Linked DNA regions of Homo sapiens: region 1 is linked to region 2. The links are chromatin loops, found by intact Hi-C in ENCODE. Cell type or tissue: pancreas. All regions are shown on one strand. Each heading gives the region's core, and the rest is flanking DNA. Links, peaks and the distances in the headings are about the cores only. Region 1 holds the start of SH2B1 (SH2B adaptor protein 1). Region 2 overlaps RABEP2 (rabaptin, RAB GTPase binding effector protein 2).

The links. Hi-C counts contacts between places; a loop is a spot of excess contacts. Peaks named below come from ENCODE experiments on the same cell type or tissue, not always from the same donor. Only the 100,000 strongest peaks of a DNase experiment are listed, where the experiment ranks them.
Region 1: it touches region 2 in a loop (2.4-fold over the local background); 38 of 110 quality-filtered maps call a loop at or near these places.

What each region holds. Positions count from the first base shown.
Region 1 is chr16:28,858,763-28,868,089 of GRCh38, forward strand. It overlaps SH2B1 (SH2B adaptor protein 1), which reads left to right and starts at 5,081. Exons shown (of 8, transcript NM_001387430.1): 1 at 5,081-8,271; 2 at 8,569-8,670. The coding sequence starts at 7,333. RefSeq lists enhancers at 4,156-4,225, 4,506-4,800, 4,518-5,023, 4,666-5,025 and a silencer at 5,136-5,295. In pancreas, for the core only: no CTCF peak of the experiment used is centred there; DNase peaks (open chromatin) are centred at 4,689, 5,019, 7,759 and 7,819; H3K4me3 peaks cover 1,742 bases; H3K27ac peaks cover 1,807 bases.
Region 2 is chr16:28,907,813-28,915,812 of GRCh38, forward strand. It overlaps RABEP2 (rabaptin, RAB GTPase binding effector protein 2), which reads right to left. Exons shown (of 13, transcript NM_024816.3): 4 at 6,860-6,970; 5 at 6,424-6,774; 6 at 3,272-3,367; 7 at 3,076-3,174; 8 at 797-952. Among named protein-coding and RNA genes, the nearest start is that of RABEP2, 13 kb to the right of the region's middle. In pancreas, for the core only: no CTCF peak of the experiment used is centred there; a DNase peak (open chromatin) is centred at 3,099.

The DNA of each region.
Region 1 (9,327 bases), core at 811-8,810, 48 kb before region 2:
ATCCCCATCTCTGCTAAAAATACAAAAATTAGCCAGGCCTGGTGGCGCACGCCTGTAATCTCAGCTATTCGGGAGGCTGAGGCATGAGAATCACTTGAATCCAGGAGGCAGAGTTTGCAGCTGGTGAGCTGAGATCATACCACTGCACTCCAGCCTGGGTGACACAGCAAGACTGTTTCTCAAAAAAAAAAAAAAAAAATCATTTATTTGGTTTTTTTTAGAGACAGGATCTTGCTGTGCATGATCTTGGCTCACTGCAACCTCTGCCTCCCTGGTTCAAGCCGTTCTCATGCCTTAGCCTCCCGAGTAGCTGGGATTACAGGCATGGACCACCCAACCTGGCTAATTTTTTTGTATTTGTTGTAGAGATGGGGTTTCACCATGTTGCCCAGGCTGGTCTTGAACTCCCAGCCTCGGGTGATTCGCCTGCCTCAGCCTCCTAATGTGTTGGGATTACAGGTGTGAGCCACCATGCCCAGCCTATTTATTTAAGTTTTATTTTAGGTTTGGGGATACATGTGAAGGTTTATCACATAGATAGACACCTGTCATGGGGGTTTGTTATACATGTCATCACTCAGGTATTAAGCCCAGTACCCAACAGATAAATTCCTTATTAAATGACAAAAGATCACTGGGCGATGAAAGCTGAGCTCATCAGACACCCCTGTTTTATTTGCTGTAGCTATTGGGAAAGCTATACTCTTTTTCTGCCAGGGTTGTTTAAGCTGGTAGAATGAGGCTTGGCTATTTTGCTACTTACGAGATGACAACCTCCCTGAGAATGAAGACAGTCCAGGGAGCCAGGCGTGGGTCATGCCTGTGGTCTCAGCTACTGGGGAGGCTGAGGTGAGAGGACTGCCTCAGCCCAGGAGTTCGAAGCTGCAGTAAGCTATGATTGTACCACTGCACTCCAGCCCAGGTGACAGAGCAAGACCCTGTATCAGGAAAAAAAAAAAGAGAGAGAGAAAAAGAAAGAAAGTCCAGGGAAAAGCAGAACTAAAAGAGACTGAGACCAAGTTCAAATCAACATTGTTTGAGCCTCTGGCTCCAGCCATGCCTGAAGTCATCCTATCTCTGATTTTTCAATTATTTAAACCAATAGACCCCCCCCCCCCGGCTGTTTTCATGTTTAAGTTAGCTGGAATTAGGGTTTCTAGTAGTTATAGCGGAAAGCATCCCGAGTTTTACATCCCTGCTTATGAGGAAGAAGGGTTTCTCCCCTTCATATTAATGCCTTGGCTTAACCTGGGCCCTGGATAACGTCCCCACCAACCTTCTCCGCAACCTTGCTCCTTCAGCGACCATCCTCTCTACTGATTCCTTTCCCCTTAATGTTTCCAACAAAATCAGATCTTCCTCAAGATAGAAACAAACAAGCAAACCTTTCTACCTTCTCACACTTACAACCTGCCTTATCTCTGTCCTCCCCTTTTCAGCCAAACTGTGTAGAACATCTCTCCACATTTTTCCTCCCACTTCTTGAATTTTTTTTTTTTTTTTTTTTACGATGGAGTCTTGCTCTGTCACCCAGGCTGGAATGCAGTGGCACGATCTTGGCTCACTGCGACCTCCACCTCCCAGGTTCAAGCGATTCTCCTGCCTCAGCCTCCCAAGTAGCTGGGATTACAGGTGCGTGCCACCACGCCTGGCTAATTTTAGTAGAGACAGGGTTTTGCCATGTTGGCCAGGCGGGTCTCAAACTCCTGACCTCAGGTGATCCGCCTGCCTTGGCCTCCCAAAGTGCTGGAATTACAGGCGGGAGCCACCGTGCCCAGCCTCCTCCCACTTCTTTACCTTCCACTCATTCCTCAAACCACTACCATTTGGCCTCTGCTGAAACTACTCTCACCAAGTCACGCAGCAGTCTCTTAGTTATCAATGCCTTCTAGAGACCATGGCAGCACACCCTGTGATCCCCCACGGATCCCTTTATATCATTTGTGTTTGTGTTTGCCCATTTCCCCCCGACACACACACATCTTATACTCACTCCCACACTCCCTGGTCTCTGGTATGTGATTTCTGTTCCAACAGTTAGGACTCCAGATTTGTTTTTTTTTTAATTTCTTGAGATGGAGTCTCGCTCTGTTGCCCAGTCTGGAGTGCAGTGGCATGATCTTGGCTCACTGCAACCTCCACCTCCCAGGTTCAAGCGATTCTCGTGCCTCAGCCTCCCAAGCAGCTGGGATTACAGGCACGCGCCACCACACGTGGCTAATTTTTTATATTTTTGGTAGAGATGAGGTTTCGCCATGTTGGCTAGGCTGGTCTCAAACTCCTGACCTCAAGTGATCTGCCCACCATAGCCTCCCAAAGTGCTGGGATTGATAACAGTGGGATTGATTACAGGACTGAGCCACCATGCCCAGCACTTTTTTGTTTTTTGAGATGGAGTCTCGCTCTGTTGCCCAGGCTGGAGTGCCGTGGGACGATTTTGGCTCACCACAGCCTCCGCCTCCCAGATTCAAGTGATTCTCCTGCCTCAGCCTCCTGAGTAGCTGAGATTACAGGTATGTGCCACCATGTCCAGCTAATTTTTGTATTTTTAGTAGAGGTGGGGTTTCACTATGTTGGCCAGGATGGTCTTGAACTCCTGAACTCATGATGCGCCCGCCTCAGCCTCCCAGTGTTGGGATTACAGGCGTGAGCCACTGCGCCCGGCCATCTTAGAACATTTTTTTTTTTGAGACGGAGTCTCGCTCTGTCGCCCAGGCTGGAGTGCAGTGGTGCGATCTCGGCTCACTGCAAGCTCTGCCTCCCAGGTTCACGCCATTCTCCTGCCTCAGCCTCCCCAGTAGCTGGGACTACAGGCACCCGCCACCACGCCTGGCTAATTTTTTTTGTATTTTTAGCAGAGATGGGGTTTCACCGTGTTAGCCAGGATGGTCTTGATCTCCTGACCTCATGATCCGCCTGTCTCGGCCTCCCAAAGTGCTGGGATTACAGGCGTGAGCCACTGTGCCCGGCCTTGAACATTCTTAGGTGAGTCAGGATTTATCCGTCTTCCCCTCTTGGGTTATTTATTTGTCTTCGAGTTCCAGGATGGGCACTTGATCCAATCAGCTACTCAGTTCTGGAAATTTCATTGGGAATCTCAGAAAAGAGGCATGCTCCTTCTAGGAGAGTTGCTAAGCTATTAGGGTTTAAGCTTGGAGCTACAAGAAGCTATTTTGCCACTAAGAGAGGAGAGCCTGCCTGAGGGTGAAGCCAAATGCATAGGGAAGGCAGAACCAGAGATGGTGAGCCACAGGTTCCTGATATCTTCTGGCCCCTGTGTTCACCTGTCTGAATCTGTCCGCTCTGGACTTTTCGATTACTTGGGCCATAGCTTCCTTTACTGTTTAGGCCAGCTGGAGCCGGGTCAATCAGACACTGGATGGGTGGAGGATCTCACTGTGCTCATGCTTTCAACTACCCTCCGTACTTTAATTGTTCTCGATTTCTCTAACTGGCCTTGATGTCTCTTCTTAGCTCCAGACTATATGCCCACAGACGTCCCAAAAGCACGTCTGGAATTGACCTCATTATTATTATTGTTATTATTTTTGAGATGGAGTCTCGCTCTTTTGCCCAGGCTGGATTGCAGTGGCGCAGTCTTGGCTCACTGCAACTTCCGACTCTGGGGTTCAAGTGATTCTTCTGCCTCAGCCTCCTCTCAAGTAGCTGGGAGTACAGGCGCCTGCCACCAAGCCCGGCTAAAATTTTTGTATTTTTATTGCAGATGGGGTTTCACCATGTTGGTCAGGCTGGTCTCAAACTCCTGACCTCAAGTGATCCGCCCGCCTCGGCCTCCCAAAGTGCTGGGATTACAGGCGTGAGCCACTGCGTCCGGCCTTGACCTCAATTCTTTTTTTTTTTTTTTTTTTTTGATAGGGAGTCTAGCTCTGTTGCCCGCGCTGGAGTGCCGTGGCGCCATCTCGGCTCACCGCAACCTCTGCCTCCCGGGTTCAAGCTGTTCTCCTGCCTCGGTCTCCCAAGGGGCTGGGATTACAGGCGCCTGCCACCACGCCCGGCTAAATTTTTTGTATTTTTAGTACAGACGGGGTTTCACCATGTTGGTCAGGCTGGTCTCAAACTCCTGACCTCAAGCCATCCGCCCGCCTCGGCCTCCCAAAGGGCTGGGATTACAGGCGTGAGCCAGCGCTCCCGGCCCTGACCTCATTTTTTTTTTTTCTATTTTTAAAATAGGGATTCTAGTTCTGTTGCCTGGGCTGGAGTGCCGTGGCGCCATCTCGGCTCACCGCAATCTCTGCCTTCCGGATTCAAGCTATTCTCTTGCCTCTGCCTCCGGAGGGACTGGGACTACAGGCGCGCGCCACCATGCCCGGCTAATTTTTGTATTTTTAGTAGAGACGGGGTTTCACCATGTTGGCCAGGCTGGTCTCGAACTCCTGACCTCAGGTGATCCACCTGCCTCGGCCTTCCGAAGTGCTGGGATTACAGGCATGAGCCACTGCGCCCGGCCCTGACCTCATTATTTCTACCCACCCCCTCCCCCACCACTACCACCATCTTCATCTCCAGCCTCAGAGATGCAAACTCCTGGACCGCCTGCCCCTTTCCTCAGATAAACCAAGGTCGTAAGTTCAGGCTCCGCCTCCCCGCAGGGCCTCCCCAAGGTCACCCGCTTCTTTCCTCGCTCAGCTCCTTGGTGGCGTTGTCCGCGTGCCCCTCCACAGCGGGGCCGGCGCTCTAGGCTGCAGCGGGCCGTTCACACAGCCTCATCATCTCGCTGGTTTCCGGTGCTCGGCGGCTACTCTAGCCCTCAGCCGGGCCCTGGGACTCTATCCCCTAAGGCCGGTTCTCTATGGTCGACATCGCCCCTTTGTCCCGAATTTCCTCCGGGAGGACGCTCTGGTGGGATCCAAGCACTTCCCCCGCTGCGTCTGTGGTCGCTTTTAGGTGCAACTGGAGAAGGCACTGAAGCCCTACGAGATTCACACCGTCTTCGGTCTCCTGGGGTCGGCGCCGAGTGGGAGGATGGCGGAAGTAAGTATGAAGGTGCCCTTCCCTCCCGCCGCTGTTCTCTATGGTCTCTTCCTTCAGCGACGGGAAAGGGGGTCCTGACGCCTGCGCGGAACCGGGCTGGGCGCTCGTCGCGTAGTGGGTGGGGGCGCAGGGAGCGGGAGCCGCCGCCGCCGCCGCCGCCGCCGGAGCTAACCTCGGGGACCGAGATGCAGGTGGGACCGGAACCGGAACCCCCCTCTTCAAGTACCTTTTCCCTCTCCGCGACCCGGCCCTGGCGCCCGAGAGGATTCCTGGGTGGGGGTGGGCGTGGAGGGCCGGGGGCTGGAGAGGCACTCGGCCCCGGAGAGTGCAGCAGACAGGGCTGGTCCCGAGGTGGATGCGGCCCCGGAAAATGGGCGGCTGGGGGGTGTCCAGGGAGTAGGGTCGGATCGGAGTATATGGACCACCGGGCCCGGAGGGTCCGAGCCGAGAGCGGAGCCTGCACCCTCCACCTCCCGCCCTTCGGGAAATATCAGAACTGAGCCAGGAGGCAGGTGCACCGGGAAAATGTGTCTGAGTCCTGCTTGGCAGAAGAGAAACTGAGTCACCAGCTTAGGAGTCGCAGGGTCAGCGGGCCTGAAGGGGGCTGGGTCTGTCTGCGGTGCGGAGGATTGGGTGGGCCTGTGTGAGCCGAGGTGGCCGCTGGCTGGAGATTGGTTTGCACTTCTTGGCTGGGTTCCCCCGTGCTCCATGACTCCTGCATCTCCTGATTGTTTCTCGTTGGTTTGGAGTTGTCCCTGCGGTTGGAGCCATCTGAGCTTGTAGGGTCGAGGCCCAGGAGGAAGGGGAGGGTTCACCGACTTACAGCCTGGCTGTAGGTTTGAACAGGAGTCTGAGGTCGCTGAGGGTTTGGGGAGGCTTTCCTGAGCTGCTCTGGCCCCAGTCCTGGGGCTGTCACCTTCCAGTATTGCGTGGCGGGAGGAGCGCTAACAAGAGCCAAGGGTTGTAAATTCCACACCCAGCTCTGCCACTTTCTAGTTGTAAGACCTTGAGAGGGCTCCTCCTTTCTCTAATTTCTATTTTAGAAAATTGGAACAATAATATTCTTCTCCCACATGAAGATAGTAACAATGGCAGTCGTTCAGCGGATGCTTACTTTGCGTTCAGCGCTGACATACCCCATTCCATGTAATTCTCTCAACATTTCGAGGGGAGGGATCATTAGCTTTGTTTAACAGATAGAAAAACGGAGGCTCAGAGAGGACGTGGAATTTGTTCAAGATAACATCGCTCATAAGGTGGCTGGACTGGGTGCTCATAAGGTGGTTTGAGCCCTGGTCTGACTCAAGTCCATGGCCTTAACCAGAAGGCTAACCTGCCTTTAGGGCATACTCCCCAGTGGGAGAAGAGGAAGGTGAAAAATCCTAGGGCCCCAGCTCTCCCTGTGATGTTTTGTTTACGTGAGGCCAGCAAAGACTTGACCTGAGCCAACCCAGTTTCTCCTCTGGGGCCCCTGCGGCCTCTGGCCCCAGACTGAAGGGATACCAAAGAAGTGGGCTGTAGCTATTTCACATCTCCTTCACGCAGTGCGTGGGTGCTGGACTCTGGGGTCAGCTTTCAAGACAATTACTGTTTTGGTCCATCATGCATCCATCCTCATTAATGAATCGGCCCCCTCCAAAGAGTTGGACCCTAAGATGCGTGAGGCAGGCTCTCTAAGGTCTAGAATCCCAGCTCCTCTCTAGCCCCCTGCGAGCTGGGGCGGTGAGGTGCTATGGCTGAGGCTGGCCCAGCCGGGCCCTGGGGACAGGGACTATGAAGTGGGGAAAACAGTAGACTTGGAGTTCTGAAACTTTTCTGAGCTTCGGTTTCCTCATCTGTTCGAGAGGTCTTTGAAACCTCTCAGGGAAAGGTAAGATAACCAAGTGGGAGCCTCTAGAATGGCTCATGGGAAGTGTGACATGAATATTGGAGGATCCGATGTAGAGGGGGGGTGATCTGGAAAAGTTCCCTTTTTTAGGGGGAAGGTGCTCCAAAGCCCTCTACTGCTGGATCCAAAGCTAAGGAAAGTGGGGGCAAATGTGGCAGGCTCGGGGCAGGTTAGACGCTGGGGAGCCAGTTGGCTGGGGCCTGCAGGGTGCCAGGATCTGGGAGAGGGAAGGGAGGTGTTGGGCTCCCTTCCCCATTGCTCTCTGCGGAGTCTGAAGTAGGGTCGGACGTCTCTGGCTGGGGGTGGGATGCAGCCTCCGGTGCGCCCTCAGCAGTGACCCTCGTGTGTGCCTCTCTCTTCCTTTCGCAGCTGCTGCCGCCCACCCCTCGTCTTCTGGCTGCCTCCCTCTTTGTGCCCCACAGGCTCCCCCTCTCCACCTCCTGGGGCCCATCATGAATGGTGCCCCTTCCCCAGAGGACGGGGCCTCCCCCTCGTCTCCCCCGCTGCCCCCACCCCCGCCCCCTAGTTGGCGGGAGTTCTGTGAGTCCCACGCCCGGGCTGCGGCTCTGGACTTTGCCCGCCGTTTTCGCCTCTACCTGGCCTCCCACCCCCAATATGCGGGGCCCGGGGCCGAGGCTGCCTTCTCCCGCCGTTTTGCTGAGCTCTTCCTGCAGCACTTTGAAGCCGAGGTGGCCCGGGCCTCTGGCTCCCTGTCGCCACCCATCCTGGCTCCCCTGAGCCCTGGTGCGGAGATTTCGCCACATGACCTGTCCCTTGAGAGCTGCAGGGTGGGTGGGCCCCTGGCTGTGCTGGGCCCTTCTCGATCATCTGAGGACCTGGCCGGCCCCCTCCCTTCCTCAGTCTCTTCCTCCTCTACAACCTCCTCCAAGCCGAAGCTCAAGAAGCGCTTTTCCCTGCGTTCAGTGGGTCGCTCTGTCCGAGGCTCAGTCCGTGGCATCCTGCAGTGGCGGGGGACCGTTGACCCTCCCTCCTCCGCTGGGCCCCTGGAGACCTCGTCAGGCCCCCCAGTCTTAGGTGGAAACAGCAACTCCAACTCCTCTGGCGGGGCTGGGACCGTTGGTAGGGGACTGGTCAGTGATGGAACGTCCCCTGGGGAAAGATGGACTCACCGTTTTGAGAGGCTGAGACTCAGTCGGGGAGGGGGCGCCTTGAAGGATGGAGCAGGGATGGTGCAGAGGGAAGAGCTGCTGAGTTTCATGGGGGCTGAGGAGGCAGCCCCTGACCCAGCCGGAGTGGGCCGGGGAGGAGGGGTGGCTGGGCCTCCTTCAGGGGGAGGAGGGCAGCCTCAGTGGCAGAAGTGTCGCCTGCTGCTTCGAAGTGAAGGAGAAGGAGGAGGAGGAAGTCGCCTGGAGTTCTTTGTACCACCCAAGGTGAGGCCCCTTGGAGGGTGGGTGACTGAGAGCAAGTGAGAGAGTGCTCAGAGTGGTCACAGCCCTGCAGATAAGCTCTGGGGTTTACCAGCCCATGGCCCTGGTGTCGCTCACTTTTTGTTGGTAAAGCTGGCTCTTGGCTCTGTGTTAGCAGCTGCGGGCAGGACTGAGAAAGCAGTGTGACTGCCTTTTGTCTAACTTCCCGAGGATGTAGAAGGAAAGATGAATGTCTGGAGGGAGGGGAAGAGTGGTCTTTGGAAACCAAACACCCAGATCTGTTTCTTTCTCCTGACTTAGGCCTCTCGGCCCCGACTCAGCATCCCCTGCTCTTCTATCACAGACGTCCGGACAACCACAGCCCTGGAGATGCCTGACCGGGAGAACACGTTTGTGGTTAAGGTAGGAATTCAACTTCCCAGCCGCCGGCAGTGCTTGTGTTAAGGAGAAAGCCCTCAGCGCATTTAAGCAAGTGGCGTCGCCGAAAGGAGGTATATATATGTGTCCAGTGCCTTGAGAGTGTGTCCCTGGGGCTGCAGCTTTTCTGGGATAGCGGAAGACAGGGAAATGTTCTTACTCTCAAAAACAATGCCTCCACTTGAAAGAGAACTGTGGAGTTTTTGTTGTTGTGGTTGTTTTAGAGAGACAGGGTCTCCCTCTAAGTCAGGAGTGCAGCAACCTGATCATAGCTCACTGTAGCCTCGTGTAGCCTCGAACTCCTGGGCTCAAGTGATCGTCCTGCCTCAGCCCTCTAAGGAGCTGGGACTACAGGCATGTGACACCATGCCTGGCTAATTTTGTTACTTACTTACATTTGAGATAGAGCCTTGCTCTGCCGCACAGGCTGGAGTGCAGCGGCGCGATCTTGGCTCACTGCAACCTCTGCCTCCCAGGTTCAAGCGATTCTTGTGCCTCAGCCTCCTGAGTAGTTGGGATTACAGGCATGCACCACTATGCCCAGCTAATTTTTTGTATGTTTAGCAGAAATGGGTTTTGCCATGTTCGGCAGGCTGGTCTCAAACTGGCCTCAAGTGATCCACCCCACTTGGCCTCCCAAAG
Region 2 (8,000 bases), core at 1-8,000:
TCTTTTGAGACAGAGTTTCACTCGTTACCCAGGCTGGAGTGCAATGGCGCGATTTCGGCTCACTGCAACCTCCGCCTCCTGGGTTCAATCGATTCTCCAGCCTCAGCCTACCGAGTAGCTGGGATTACAGGTGCCCGCCACCACACCAGGCTAATTTTTGTATTTTTAGTAGAGATGGGGTTTTGCCATGTTGGGCAGGCTGGTCTCAAACTCCTGACCTCAGGTGATCCACCCACCTTGGCCTCCCAAAGTGCTGGGATTACAGGCGTGAGCCACCGCGCCTAGCCCTGACTAATTTTTTTGTATTTTTAGTAGAGACAGGGTTTTACCGTTGGCCAGGCTGGTCTCAAATTCCTGACCTCAAGTGATCCGCCCGCCTCAGCTTCTCAAAGTGCTAGGATTACAGGTGTGAGCCATCGCGCCTGGCTAATAAGCCATATTATTAAGAAAAAGTTGACAAAGGCTAGGCATAGATCCATGATGGCAGCTTGCTATAAACCAAAGATTATGATAAATTCAATCTTGTGGCTCGCGTGTCACTTAAAAATAGCAAACCAACCAAATGACTGCTTCCTTCCTGCCAAGCATTCTGTTAATTCATTTTCTTTTGATGCCAATGCTGGAAAGCATGTATGGTTCCATTTCTCAGATGAGGAAACTGAGCCTTAGAGAAGGCAAATGAGTTAGCCAAGCAAATACACAGCACCCTGGCTGGTCGTGACCAACGCTCTGCCCTGCCTGGGAAGAAGGGGCCCTCACGGTGGCTCCAGGCTCTCAGTGCCCACACTCAGCTTACTGGCACAGAGCTGGGCAGTGATTCCTCCTCGCCCTGCTCCTGCTGCGAGCCCTGGGGGGCTGAGGATGGCAGCTGCTCGGCCCGGAGCCCTTGGTTTTCCTCATTCAACCGCTTTACCTCATGGTGCAGGCACTTGTGGGTGGTGACCAGCTCCGCCTATGGACAGACAGTTAGTATAAGGCAATGAAGAGGACAGGGCGTCTCCAGTCCCTAGGAGGCCAAACCTCCTTGAACCCTCCTCCCAGACTGACAGCAAGAGAGCCCATACCCTCTCTGTTCCTAAGCAAGGAAGGAGCACTTTTTGCTACCAAGCTCTTCAGACACCTCTGTCCCTGCTAACACGCAGATTACAGGCTGCTGCCAGGGCCCAAGCCAGATATTTTACTTGGTCTATATATATATATATATATATATACACATACACACACACACACACAAATATTTAAATATATATAAATTTAAATTTTAAAAAATATATATTTTTTTGAGACAGAGTCTCCCTCTGTCACTCAGGCTGGAGTGCAATAGAGTGATCTCGGCTCACTGCAACCTCCGCCTCCCGGGTTCAAGCGATTCTCCTGCCTCAGCCTCCCAAGTAGCTGGAATTACAGGCGCCCACCATCACGCCTGGCTAATATTTGTACTTTTAGTAGAGACGGGGTTTCACCATGTTGGTCAGGTTGGTCTCAAACTCTTGACCTCAGATGATCCACCTGTCTTGGCCTCCCAAAGTGCTGGGATTACAGGTGTGAGCCACCGTGCCCGGCCCATATATATTTTTAAAACCTTAAAGTAGTTGCCAATTCTAAAAATTAAGAGACAAGCCAGGCGTGGTGCCACACACCTATAACCCTGGCTATGGGGGAGGCCAAGGTGGGAGGGTCACTTGAGGCCAGGAGTTTGAGACCAGCCTGGGCAACATAGTGAGACCCCGACTCTACAAAAAAATTTACAAATTAGCTGGGCATGGTGGTGTGAGCCTGTAGTCCCAGCTACTCAGGAGGGTGAGGCTGCAGGATTGCTTGAGCCCAGAAAGTTGAGGCTTCAGTGAGCTCTGATTGCACCACTGCACTCCAGCCTGGCCAGCCTGAGCGACAGAGCAACACACCATTTCTTAAAAAAAAAAAAACAGGAGGCCGGGCTCAGTGGCTTACGCCTGTAATCCCAGCACTTTGGGAGGCCGAGACGGGTGGATCACGAGGTCAGGAGATCGAGACCATCCTGGCTAACACGGTGAAACCCCGTCTCTACTAAAAATACAAAAAAAAATATTAACCGGGCGTGGTGGCAGGCACCTGTAGTCTCAGCTACTCGGGAGGCTGAGGCAGGAGAATGGCGTGAATCTGGGAGGCAGAGCTTGCAGTGAGCCGAGATCGTGCCACTGCACTCCAGCCTGGGTGAAAGAGCGAGACTCCGTCTCAAAAAAAAAAAAAAAAAAAAAAATAGGAGACAATACACAAATATTCATATTTTTGGTTTCTCTTGAAAAATCAGAAAATCTGGCAGCAGGGAACCTGTGTTCCTAGGTGGCCACAGTCAGCAAAGCCCAGAGGCAGGAGCCCCTTGCAGGGGCCTCTGGTTCCAGGCCGCCTACTGCCCTCCTACCCTCCTGCCCTACACCTGGCCCTGTTCAATCACGTATGTCTCCTCCCCAGTCTTTGTCAGTATCTGATTTGCTTTTTTTTTTTTTTTTTCTTTGAGACAGTTTTGCTTTCACCCAGGCTGAAGTGCAATGGCGTGATCTCGGCTCACTACAACCTCTGTCCCCTGGGTTCAAGCGATTATCCTGCCCAGCCAAGTAGCTGGGATTATAGGCGCCCACCACCATGCCCGGCTAATTTTTGTATTCTTAGTAGAGATGGGGTTTCCCTGTGTTGGCTAGGCTCGAACTCCTGACCTCAGGTGATCCAACCGCCTAGGCCTCCCAAAGTGCTAGGATTACAGGTATGAGTCACCTCGCCCAGTCAGATTTGATTTTAATCCTCATGACTCTGCAAACTAGGGCCCATTATGTCAGTTTTATAGATGGTGAGGCAGAGGCTGGGAGTCTGGGATTAGCTCAAGATCAAACAGCTCTGTGTGGCTGCAGGGGCCCTGTTCTGGCCACGGCACCAGCTGCCCCAAAACCCTCTTACCTACCTGGCACCGGTTCCAGGGTGTGGCCTGAGCAGCTGGGGACAGGACAGGTTCCTTGACTTCCCACGTGCCCCCTTCCACCACGTGCAACTGATTCCTGCTGGACTCCTCGCCCTCCTGCCCTAGGGCCCCCAGGTACTCACCATCTGCAGCTGCACCCGCTCCTGGGCCTGGCTCACGGTCCCTTGCAGGGTCCGCAGCAGCTGCTCTGAGTTCTGGACCTGGGCCAGGAGCACCTGCATCTGGGTTGGAGGGAGGGCGAAAGTGAGGGCAAGGGCATGTCAGGGGGCGGCAGGTAGCCAGAGGCCGGCTGGGGCTGCAGCAGCGGCAGGGACCCACCTGCTTGGCACAGTCCTCATTGCTCCGTCTCAGGCCCTCTTGGAGCTCGTCCCGCTCGCGACTGACGCTCTCCAGGTCCTTCTGCAGCTGTCGGCCCTGCCACAGACCCTGCCTTCAGCCTGCATCTCCCAGGAACTTGGCCCCCCTCACCACACTTCTCGTGGCCCACCTCTGCAGGGAGGTGCCCTCATCCACACAGTCCGTCAAATTACAGGCCCAGCCATCCATTCTCTTCCCTTCACTCCCCACCCATCAGCAGGCCCTGCCAGGTCCACCTCCAAAGTGGATTCCACAGGACTGGGTGGAGTGGGGTCACGCCTGTAATCCCAGCACTTTGGAAGGCCGAGGCGGGTGGATCATTTGAGGTCAGGAGTTCAAAACCAGCCTGGCCAACATGGTAAAACCCTGTCTCTACTAAAAATACAAAAAATTAGCCGGGCGTGGTGGCGGGACACCTGTAATCTCAGCTACTCGGGAAACTGAGGCAGGAGATTCACTTAAACCCAGGAAGCAGAGGTTGCAGTGAGCAGTGAGCAGAGGTTGCCGTGAGTGAGATTCCGTCTCAAAAAAGAGAAAAAAAAAAAAAAAACAGGGCCAGGCATGGTGGCTCATGCCTATAATCCCACCACTTTGGGAGGCTGAGGTGGGTGGTCAGGAGTTCAAGACCAGCCTGACCAATATGGTGAAACCTTGTCTCTACTAAAAATACAAAAAAAGTAGTTGGACGTGGTGGCGGGCCCCTGTAATCCCAGCTACTGGGGAGGCTGAGGCAGGAGAATCGCTTGAACCTGAAAGACAGAGGTTGCAGTGAGCCAAGATCAGGCCACTGCACTCCAGCCTGGGTGACAGGACAGGACTCCATCTTAAAAAAAGTGGATTCCAGCCGGGCATGGTGGCTCGCACCTGTAATCCCAGCACTTTGGGAGGCCGAGGTGGGCGGATCACGAGGTCAGGAGATCGAGACCATCCTGGCTAACATGGTGAAACCCCGTCTCTACTATAAACACAAAAAATTAGCCAGGTGTGGTGGCAGGCGCCTGTAGTCCCAGCTACTCGGAAGGCTGAGGCAGGAGTATGGCATGAACCCGGTAGGTGGAGCTAGCAGTGAGCCGAGAACCACACCACTGCACTCCAGCCTGGGTGACACAGCGAGACTCCATCTCAAAAAAAAAAAAAGTGGATTCCACATCCACCCATTTCTTCCTGTCTCTGCGGCCATCCCCTGGTCCAAGGTACCACCTTCCTGTACACCACAGTCCCAGCCTCTCAGCTTCTCCTGTGTCCCCTACCCCAACACAGCCCCAAGTAAGCTTTCTTTCTTTCTTTTTTTTTTTTTTTTTTTTGAGATGGGGTCTCACTCTGTGACCCAGGCTGGAGTGCAGTGGCGCACGATCTCAGCTCACTGCAGCATCGACCTCCTGGGCTCAAGCAATCCTCTCATCTCAACCTCTCGAAGTAGCCTGGATCATAGGCATGTGCCACTGTGCCCAGCTACTTTTTTGTGTTTTTTTGTAGGACAGGGTTTCATCATGTTGCCCAGGCTGGTCTCAAACTCCTGGGCTCCAGCATTCTGCCCGCTTCAGTGTCCCAAAGTGCTGAGATTACACGCGTGAGCCACTGCACCTGGCCCCAAGTGAGCTTTTGAAAGCCTGGAGCCGGGAGGCTTCTCCGTTGCTTAACCCTGCAGGTGCTTCCCACGTCTCCTAAGACGCACAATGCACAACAGGCCCCCGAGGTCGGACTCATGTGGCCCTGCCTTTCTTTCTGGTCTCCTCTTCTCTCCTCCCCGGTGGCCTTCCTGTTCCTCAGACACACTGTGGTCTCTCCATCCTCAGGGCCTTCGAACTCACAGTTCCTTGTGCCCCGGTTTTTTTTTCTCTTTTTTTTTGAGACACAGTTTCTCTCTGCTTCTCTTCTTGCCCGGGCTGGAGTGCAATGGCGCGATCTCGGCTTACCACAACTTCTGCCTCCTGGGTTCAAGCGATTCTCCTGCCTCAGCCTCCCAAGTAGCTGGGATTACAGGCATGCGCCACCATGCTTGTCTCCATGTTGGTCAGGCTGGTCTTGAACTCTCAACCTCAGGTGATCTGCCCATCTCGGCCTCCCAAAGTGCTGGGATTACAGGCATGAGCCACCGCGCCCGGCCTGCCCCGGTCTTTAAGAGTACTTCCTCACGCCATCTGGGTCTCAGTTCCAGCCTGAACCCGGGTCAGTCTCCCTCACTGCCAGTCTCTATCCTATAAGCCCAGTTTTGTTTTTCTCTGGGCATCTCCCTGGTGACAATGTCTTCCCCATGCATCCATGTGCATTTTTTTTTAAAGCATCTTTATTGAGTTATAATTTCTTTACCACATAATTTACCCATGTTAAATATACAATTCATTTTTTGTATCACATTATTGTTATTATTATTTTGAGACAGAGTTTCACTCTTGTTGCCCAGGATGGAGTGCAGTGGTTTGATCTTGGCTCACTGCAACCTCCGCCTCCCCAGTTCAAGCGATTCTCCTCCCTCAGCCTCCTGAGTAGCTGGGATTACGGGCATGCGCCACCACGCCCAGCTAATTTTTGTGTTTTTAGATGGGGTTTCACCATGTTGTCCAGGCTGGTCTCAAACTCCTGACCTCAGGTGATCCACCCACCTCGGCCTCCCAAAGTGCTGGGATTACAGGCATGAACCACCGCACCCGGCCTCTTTTTTTTTTTTTTTTTTTTTGAGACAGGTTCTCACTCTGTGACCCAGGCTGGAGTGGGTGGCACGATCTCGGTTCACTGCAACCTCAATCTCCTGGGCTCAAGAGATCCTCCTGCCTCAGCCTCCCAAGTAGCTGGGACTACAAGTGTATACTTGGCTTTTTTTTTTTTTTTTAACTTTTGTAAAGAGACAGGGTCTTACTATGTTGCCCAGACTGGCCTTGAACTCCTAGCCACAATCTTCCCACCCAGCTTCCGAGTGGCTGGGATGGCAGGTGTGAGCCACCGCACCTGGCCCCTATGCATGTTTACATCTGCCTGCCTTCACCAGGAGGGGGGCCTCTCTTCTCCCTGTGGAAGCTCCGGCTCTAGTTCTGGGTCTGAACACAGGTGGTGCGGGGGAAGCATCCAGCAGAGAGGGGGATGGTACACCCCGCCACCCTGCCCACAACACTCACCTCTGTCTGCAGCTGCTCCCACTGAGTGTCTGGGACGAGCTGGTAGCCAGGAGGGGGCAGGTAGATGCCCTCGGGAACCAGGGTGCCCGTAGACACCAGCGAGGCCGTCTCTTCCTGTTCAGGGCTCAGGCCCTGGCGGCTTTGGGGCAGGGAGGAGCTGCTGCCGACCCCACCGCCAAGGGAGAAGGAGGAGATGGAGGCGCTGTCATCGCAGTTGTGAGCGAAGGCCTCAGCGGCTGGACCCCCATCTCCGCTCAGCTCCTCCAGAGGCTCCAGCGGGGGCGATGGATCCCGGGACAGGGGCAGCAACTCCGTGGAGCCGTGCAGGGAAGGGGCATGCCGGGGACGTCTCTAGGGAAGGGGGCAGGGAAGAGGCTGGGGGGCCAGGGTCCTCTGGCACCCCTCCTTCCCCAGCGCCCCCTGGCCGTGCCCTCACCTGGATCTCCTGAATCAGCTCCTCGGCCCTCAGCAGCTTCGCCTTCAGCTCCTCGATCTCCTTTTCCATGGGCAGTACGATCTCCCGCAGCTTCTCCGAGTCCTCGTGGGCCTGGAGGGAGCGGGGTGTGGCAGCAATAGTTCCCCCTCCAAAGTGCTGAAGCCCCGGGTCTGTTCAGAGCTTCCTCTCCAAGCACATCAGCTCTCCTAATCCTCCCTAGAAGGTGCTGTCCACCCTCATTCCAGAGATAAGAACACAGAGGCTCTAGAAGCTTCCACGACTTGCCCCAGGACATAAGGGCAAGGATGAAGGTCACGACTTCTTCCTGTGGTCCCGTCACTCACCATGTCTTCCTTCTCCAACATCCATTTTTTTCTTTCGTCATAGAACTTTACCTTTTTTTTTTTGAGATGGAGTCTTGCTCTATCACCCAGGCTGGAGTGCAGTGGCACAATCTCGGCTCGCTGCTACCTCCGCCTCCTGGGTTCAAGCCATTCTCCTGCCTCAGCCTCCTGATTAGCTGGGACTACAGGCATGTGCACCAATGAGCTAATTTTTGTATTTTTTTGTGGAGACAGGATCTTGCTATGTTGCCCAGACTGGTTTTGAACTCCAGGCCTCAAGTGATCCTCCCACCTCAGCCTCCCAAGGTGCTGGCATTACAAGTGTGATTCCCAGCATCTGGGTTGGGATTACACCAATGGCCAGCACACTTCACATTGTTAGTTGGGCATGTGGCCTAAATCCTAAAATACCATCCACATTTCTCAGCTTCCTTGCAACTAAACAGATCATCTGGCTAAGTTCCAGCTACTGAGATGGAAACAGATAAGCCAAGGGGACCTTCCAGGACAACTCTTTATTTTATTTGTATTATTATTACATTTTTTTGAGATGGAGTCTCACTCTGTTGCCCCGACTAGAGTGGAGTGGCATAATCTCGGCTCACTGCAACCTCCGCCTCCTGGGTTCAAGCGATTCTCCTGCCTCAGCCTCATGAGTAGCTGGGATTACAGGCGCTCGCCACCACGCCCGGCTAATTTTTGTATTTTTAGTAGAGACAGGGTTTCACTATTTTGGCCAGGCTTGTCTCGAACTCCTGAAACCACCCACCTCAGCCTCCCAAAGTGCTGGGATTACA